2 separate regions of the Homo sapiens genome follow, and region 1 is linked to region 2. Evidence: chromatin contacts called from ENCODE Hi-C data. All regions are on one chromosome and are shown on one strand. The core of a region is the stretch at or near the end of the contact, and the rest is flanking DNA. Distances in the headings are between cores, read along the strand shown.

Region 1 (3,090 bases), core at 485-2,984, 5.6 Mb before region 2:
TTTTCTAGTTGTTTCATTTATTAATTACTACCTCTCTACACTACTTGACTAAGGCTACAAATACATACAACAAAGGAAGAACCAGATAATAAAACAATAAAAACCAACAGTCAATGAATAATCTAACCACAGAATCCAATTTTCTCTTACTGTACAGATGCACCAATATACATGTACAATAAGTACTTAAATATCTGTATGCAGAGAGCACACAGAACAGAACTCTGATTTGGTATATAAAGAATGGGGTTAACAATTGTAAAACTAAATGCTCATTTTAACTTTATCACAAATTAAATGACGTTATATTTTAGTATCAGAACAAATTAAAGACAAATCCAACTCATATCTATCTTCCTCCCCTTTGGGGGAAAAGCGTTATTGCAAAACGAAAGAAATATAGTTATATCATCATACCAATCAATATTAGGCAGGCATGGAATGGGGAAAATGTAAAACCCAAAGTTTGAAGAGGTATGGGCTTCAACAACATAAAAGGATAAAGTCACACATTAATCCATTATCACACCTTTGTTAAAAGTATTCAGAATGCTGAAGAAACCAAATCTGCACTCAAACTAGCACTACCAACACAGAAGTGAAATCGTAAATTTTAACAATCTGGAGGGATTGGAATATATATACAAATACAGAATGGGAAAGAAAAGTTGCAAAAGAATTTTTACAATAGCAGTCCAGTCGCGCAGTGGAGACAGGTTTTGTATCATTGACTTGCAAGTCAATTTGTGTGCTATTAGTGTGCCCTTTCCTGCTCATGAGAGCCAGATTAAAAGGGCACTTTTACCACAAAGTTTACAGAATCAAGTTTAACATTAGTTATTTTACTTCGAAGCTGAAATAAAAATACTTAGCAATTTCCAAGTATTCCAAACAAACATACACAGATTTTCCATCTGTATTCTGTGTATCTCCAGTCTTATTCCTGTGGTTATATGGTTCAAACATATATGCCTAGGGACAAAATTTACTAGGAAAGTAAAGCAAGGTGCAAAGAAAGTTCAATTAGTAAAGCTATATAAACAGCTACTTTAAAAAAGAAATCAAGAAACTGCATTTTGCACATAGTACATAAGCTAAACATCTGAGTTCCTAGGACAAGTGGGGTTGGCTACCAGAAATGGACAGCTACTAAATTTGTTCTTGGTATTTTTCCTCTTTGCAATAAAAAGCAGTCATGTAATAATCAACTGTGACCTTCACAGACAAGATTAATAAAGCATAGAAAAGACTTAAAAATTACATTTAAGACACTACCCTAAAGATTTACGTTCTTTTACACATCGGTGCCCCAACAAACACAACAAAAAGAAGCGTCGCTATTCAAGGGGGCTAGGACCAAGGACCAAGGATCTCAGCAAAGCAAACGTAAAAGGAGTGCCCCGCGAGGCTGGCCAGGCGGCCCGCTCTGCAGTGGCGCCCGTGGCACTCTCCTACCTTGGGGAACCAAGCCTTTTTGTCCAGGTCCCACTCGTAGGGAGTGTCCGTCGGCTGCTGCCCGAGAGAATCGGGTTCTCCGCCGGCATCGGTCTGGGTGTCACCATCCTTGCCGTCTCCGTACAATTCTTGCATTCGCAACTGCTCATCAAACTCATCGTTCCCATCCAAGTTGGTGCCGCTCATGTTTCCTACCTAGCTCAGGAGCAGGGTTCAGAAGAACTAAGAGGCCGAAATGACGCTGGAGCTGAGCAGAGAAAGGGAGGTCAACCGCGCTCTGCTCGCGCCCCGCCGCCCCCCGGCCCGCCTCCCCGCTGCGCCCCAGCAGTCCCCGGGAAATCGCGGCCGCTCGGCGGCTGCACCGCCCCCCTCTCTGCCCGCCCACCGCGCGCGCGCGCTGATGCTGTGAGCTCGGCCGCGCCGCCGCCCACCTGGCTTGCTCCGCCGGGCCTCGGCACCGCCGCTAGGTCCAGGGCGCTGCGGGAGCGCGCAGGCGCGCTGCCGCCGCCGCCACCGCCGCCGCCGCCGACCGGATCTGAGGCGACTGCGGCTCCCTCGGCAACGTCAGGAAATTACTTCTAAACTAAGCCCTGCTCAGGCCGACGCAGCCGCCATTGTCGGCGCGTGGCGACGTCGCGGGTCGCGCCGACACGCCCACTATGGCGTCAAAAAGCGCCGACGCCGGCATGCGGCGCGAGGCCCGGGGAGGCGGGGCGCCGGGGTTGGGGGGACCCGCTGCTGCTGCGCGTCGACGCCCACCGGGGTCGGGTTTGGGGCGGGGCGAGGGCCACTGGGATCCCGCGGCGCCTCAAGGGCCTTGAGCTCCGCGGGGTCCCCGGCGGATCGGCCGGCCCGGGAGGGAAACGGAAGGAAGGCGTGGGAATATTCCCTCGCGGGGGTGGCCGGGCGGGTTTCGCGAGGGCGCCATCTTAGGGGAGTGGGTGGGGCGGACAGGACAAATTTCTCTGGCTTCGAGAAAACGACGCGCCTCCTTCGCCCAAAGGCCCCTCCCCCGCTCAGGAACCGCGTCTTTTACTTGTTTCTTTACGACACCCGGGGATAGACACCGGATCTTGTTCATCTTGGTAGCCTAAACTCCTGGCACCGGCTCTGGTGTCTAATGCGGAATGAGCGAATGAATGAACGAATGAGGGGTAGAAGGGCCAACTTTCTTTTTCTGGTGTCAGCCTTCTCCTTTATCGGTCTCATACCTTCCTCTGGCTGGAGTTCGACTCCGTGGGAAGGATGGAAAGGGCAGCAGTTGCCTGCCTCTTGTACTGCAGATTTCAGTGGCGCTCGAGCTTCGAACTTGAAACTTAAGCATAAATGTAAACATCCCAGTGTAAACACCAGCTTTATTGGCCGGGAAACTCCGCTTCTTTGTCATTCTTTTAGAAAGACACAGCATACTTTTTGTTCTAAACAGAACTTTGTTTTCAGGAATTACACTCATTGCTGAAAAGGAAAAGGTCCATATTTTTAAGTTGGGCAGGTATTTATTGAGCCCCTACTAAGTGCAGGGCACTGCGTGAGGCTCTGGCGACCCAGGAGTTGACAAGACAGGCACAGCTCAGGGGAGACAGAATTAAGATGGTTGGCACCTGACAGATATGAGATGCTGGAGGACAGCAGTTC
Region 2 (3,257 bases), core at 76-2,575:
GACTTCTTTACAGCATTTTGCACATTGTATACTCATCTATTCCTCCCCCCAGATTCTCCTCTACTACAACTCCCCTCACCTGGATTTTGAGCTACTTGAGGGTAGGGACTATTTTTCCAATTCTGTGGCAACAGTGCCTAGCCCAGAGCTTTGCACAAAGCACTATGCTGAATAAATGGTTGAATTTATTAAATCGTCTTCCTCCTTCACTTATCTTTTTAAAATATTGGGCAATTACCTCAGCAAAATGCAATTCCCCTGTCTTTCCCTTCATTTTACTCGTGAGTCGAAAAGTTGTCCTCATCAAGAAGTTGTAGTAATTCAACTGTAACAAGGCTACAAGGATTCATCTCTAACAGAGAAAAAAAAAGGTCAAAAGTTGGGAGTGAAATTAGCCCTAATAAACAACCATTTTCCTCAACCTTTAAGTCACTTGGAAGTGCTTGGCATTCCCCACCTATGTCTTTATCCAGCTCTTGTAACATATTTTTACTCAAAAGGTTAAGTTTCTTAAAGACACATATAGTTACTCGTTTGTACTTAAGTTGTATTGTCTATCTGTTCTAAATTGTTATTTATAGCAGTTTATGTGGCCACTGTTTTTCATGGCAACAACATAGCTTCATTATGGATTAAATAGGCTTCTTCTGGGCTGGTGTAGATCACATTTCTATGCCTATTTATGACACTGTTTCCAGGGGGAACTATAATTTCCAATTAGAAAAAAATATATACATTCTTCCATACCTTTCAAGTGATTTTAATGCAGGTGGTTCACAAGGAACACACTTTAACAATTTTAAAGGACTATAACTCTCAATTAAAATTCTAAGCTTACCAAAGAATAAACATCATCTTTTGAAAAACACTTAAAACTCAATAACAATTTCAAATCACGATAGAAAGTGCTTCCCGCAAAATGCTAAGAGCTTAACCGACATGAAAATAAATCTAGAGCCTTCGTCTGTCCCCACAAGCACAAACCCATAACCCCAAGAGAGATTCTCTAGACAGTGCACCCAAACTACAATACCCAGAATACCCTTCCCCGTCTGAACGCTGGGGACAATCGGAAGGGGAGGGGAAGAATTGTGCGTATAGAGAAATAAGTGTCCCGCAACTCCATCTCCCATAATTCTCGGTCCTCACTTGTGTCTGTCTGCCAATGTCAACACGAGTTACCCCCAGGAAGAACAGCCTCCAGCGACCTCAAACTACATTTCCCATGAAGCCATGGGCTCGGGCCTCCGGCTTCCCCGGTGACCAGTAGCCAATAGGAGACGCCGCAGTGGGCACCCTGTGTGTGAGAGTCCAGCCTTGGGCCAGAGTGCCGGGTCTAGGCCTGGAAGCGCGAGGCGGGCATTTCGGAAGAGAGTGGCGCGGCGTGGGGCGCCGCGAGGGCACTACGAGCCCAGGAACTGCCGCGCCGGCCCGATTTTCCGCGGCTGTATAAGGACTAGCGCTTCGGTAGCCGGGGAGCTGGAGGTCAGAGAGGCAGAAAGCCCCGGTGGCCGTGGCTGGGGACTGTGGGACTGAGGGGGCCTAGGGAGGAGGGTGCTTCCGGGGCCGCGGTCCTCAGCGCCTAACTCCACCCAGCTCCACCTCTGCAGGGGAGGGGGTATCGGGACTGGGAGTCGGGGGTGGGCTTTTGAGCTCTAGGCGCCAGTTCTCTTGAGCCCGGGAGCGCGCTGTCTTTGCTCTTTTTTTTTTTTTTTTTTGGTCCAACTCGCCCGCCCCTTTTTTTTTTTCCCACGACGCCGCCCCCCTCCCCCTGGCTCTGTGCCTCCTCAGAGGTCCGAAGTTGGGGTTTGCGTCCAGGGTTTTGCCTAGGCGGTGACTGGACTCTAATTCTTACCGCAGGAATTGGGTGATCTCTTTCCTCTTTTCCCTCAATTTGTATTTCAGGTTTGGGCACATAACCCTCCCTGCGCTACACTCCCCATTTTCTTTGGGGCATGGGAATTCCTTGCCACGCTCAGGGCGTGACTTTTTTTTTTCAAACTTTCTCTTTTTGCCTCCTTAATTGATCGCCATCTCTTTACTGGCCCCTCAGCCACCTGCCACTTCCCCCACCAGGTCTTTGAAGTGGGGAGAGTTTCCCCTCAATTTCTAGAAGGGATGGGAAGCAAAAGAGGGAAGGAATCTTGCTTTTGAGAAATGTGTGTTTAAGGTTCAGTGCAGGGTTCTGGTGAGAGTAAAAGGCAAGTTAGACTGGTTATAAAAATCCAGCGCTTTAGGGGTTTCCAGCAAAGACTGATAGCACTAATGTTGACAAACATTTAGGGGGCACACCTTTATTCTACAGAATAAAGTAGACCGTGTGAAACAGACCATATTAATCATTGTATTATTACAAACGTGTGCAAAAAACGCTAAGAGGGGTCAGTGGAAGAGCATACTGATGGGGGTGGTGAGTTCATCTATGGAAGTTCAAGCCTAACCCGGGAAGTGCTGAAGCCCTCATCCGGCTTTCAGGCTTTGTGAAGGAGGTGAATTTTAATCTGGGCTCCAGCAGAGTACAGGGGATTTGAAGTTGTCAAAGAGGAGGGAGAAAATGCTTCCTGCTACTGAGATTGGACTTTGAGAAGGGTAAACAGAAGAGGGAGCACTGTGAGACAGGTGGGCTTGCCTGATTGGAATAAAAGATATCAGCACAAATATACTGGGAAATAAATAGGGTGGAGAAGCTTGGGGTCATAATAACATGATACTTTGAAACATACACATAGTTTGGATATTATTCTGTATCAAATAAAATTGAAGGCAAAAATTAAGATTGGATGATTTTTCTTTTCATCCTAGGGAACCTGATTTGAGATCAATTCTTGGAGAACACAAAGAAGTGTGATGGTATGTTCCAGGTGTGAGTTTAAATCCAAGAAGAAGCTTGTCTTGCAGATGTTTTGTTTGTAGCTATTCTTAGCTACAGTCTATAGCTGTCAACTTTAAAGCCTAGAGACATCGATATATTTTCTTAAGAAATGCATTTGCTGTCCCCGTGCATCACATTATCTGAACTGTAGTCATCTCATTGGGTGACAATAATGACTGCTATTTATTGAACCCACATAATGTCCTAGTCATCATCATAAATACTTTGTTGCATTATCTTGAGTGTTATGAAGTAGGTACTATTATTCCTGTTTCTTTTTCTAGAAGAAAACACTAAAATGCACAGAAGTTAAACAATCTACTTAAAGTCACATAGATTATAAGTTGAGTTGAGGTTTGGGTGTACAGATTTCTGACTCCAAAGC

What was found. A loop is a pair of places that touch in the nucleus more often than their neighbours do. Pooled maps may share reads with other maps.
Region 1: a loop to region 2 is called in a map of CD8-positive, alpha-beta T cell, with 9 times the contacts of the local background. The contact joins the promoter of HTATSF1 here to the promoter of ENOX2 in region 2. A Hi-C loop is called at or near these places in 1 of 168 maps with a recorded cell type or tissue (CD8-positive, alpha-beta T cell), 2 of 37 single-sample maps with no recorded cell type and 9 of 50 pooled maps.

The regions. Positions count from the first base shown.
Region 1 is chrX:136,496,236-136,499,325 of GRCh38, reverse strand. It overlaps HTATSF1 (HIV-1 Tat specific factor 1), which reads right to left and starts at 1,734. Exons shown (of 9, transcript NM_014500.5): 1 at 1,456-1,734. The coding sequence starts at 1,641. RefSeq lists a silencer at 1,724-2,393.
Region 2 is chrX:130,901,277-130,904,533 of GRCh38, reverse strand. It overlaps ENOX2 (ecto-NOX disulfide-thiol exchanger 2), which reads left to right and starts at 1,325. Exons shown (of 15, transcript NM_006375.4): 1 at 1,325-1,485; 2 at 2,803-2,850. RefSeq lists enhancers at 1,110-1,299, 920-1,439, 1,310-1,579, 1,440-1,959.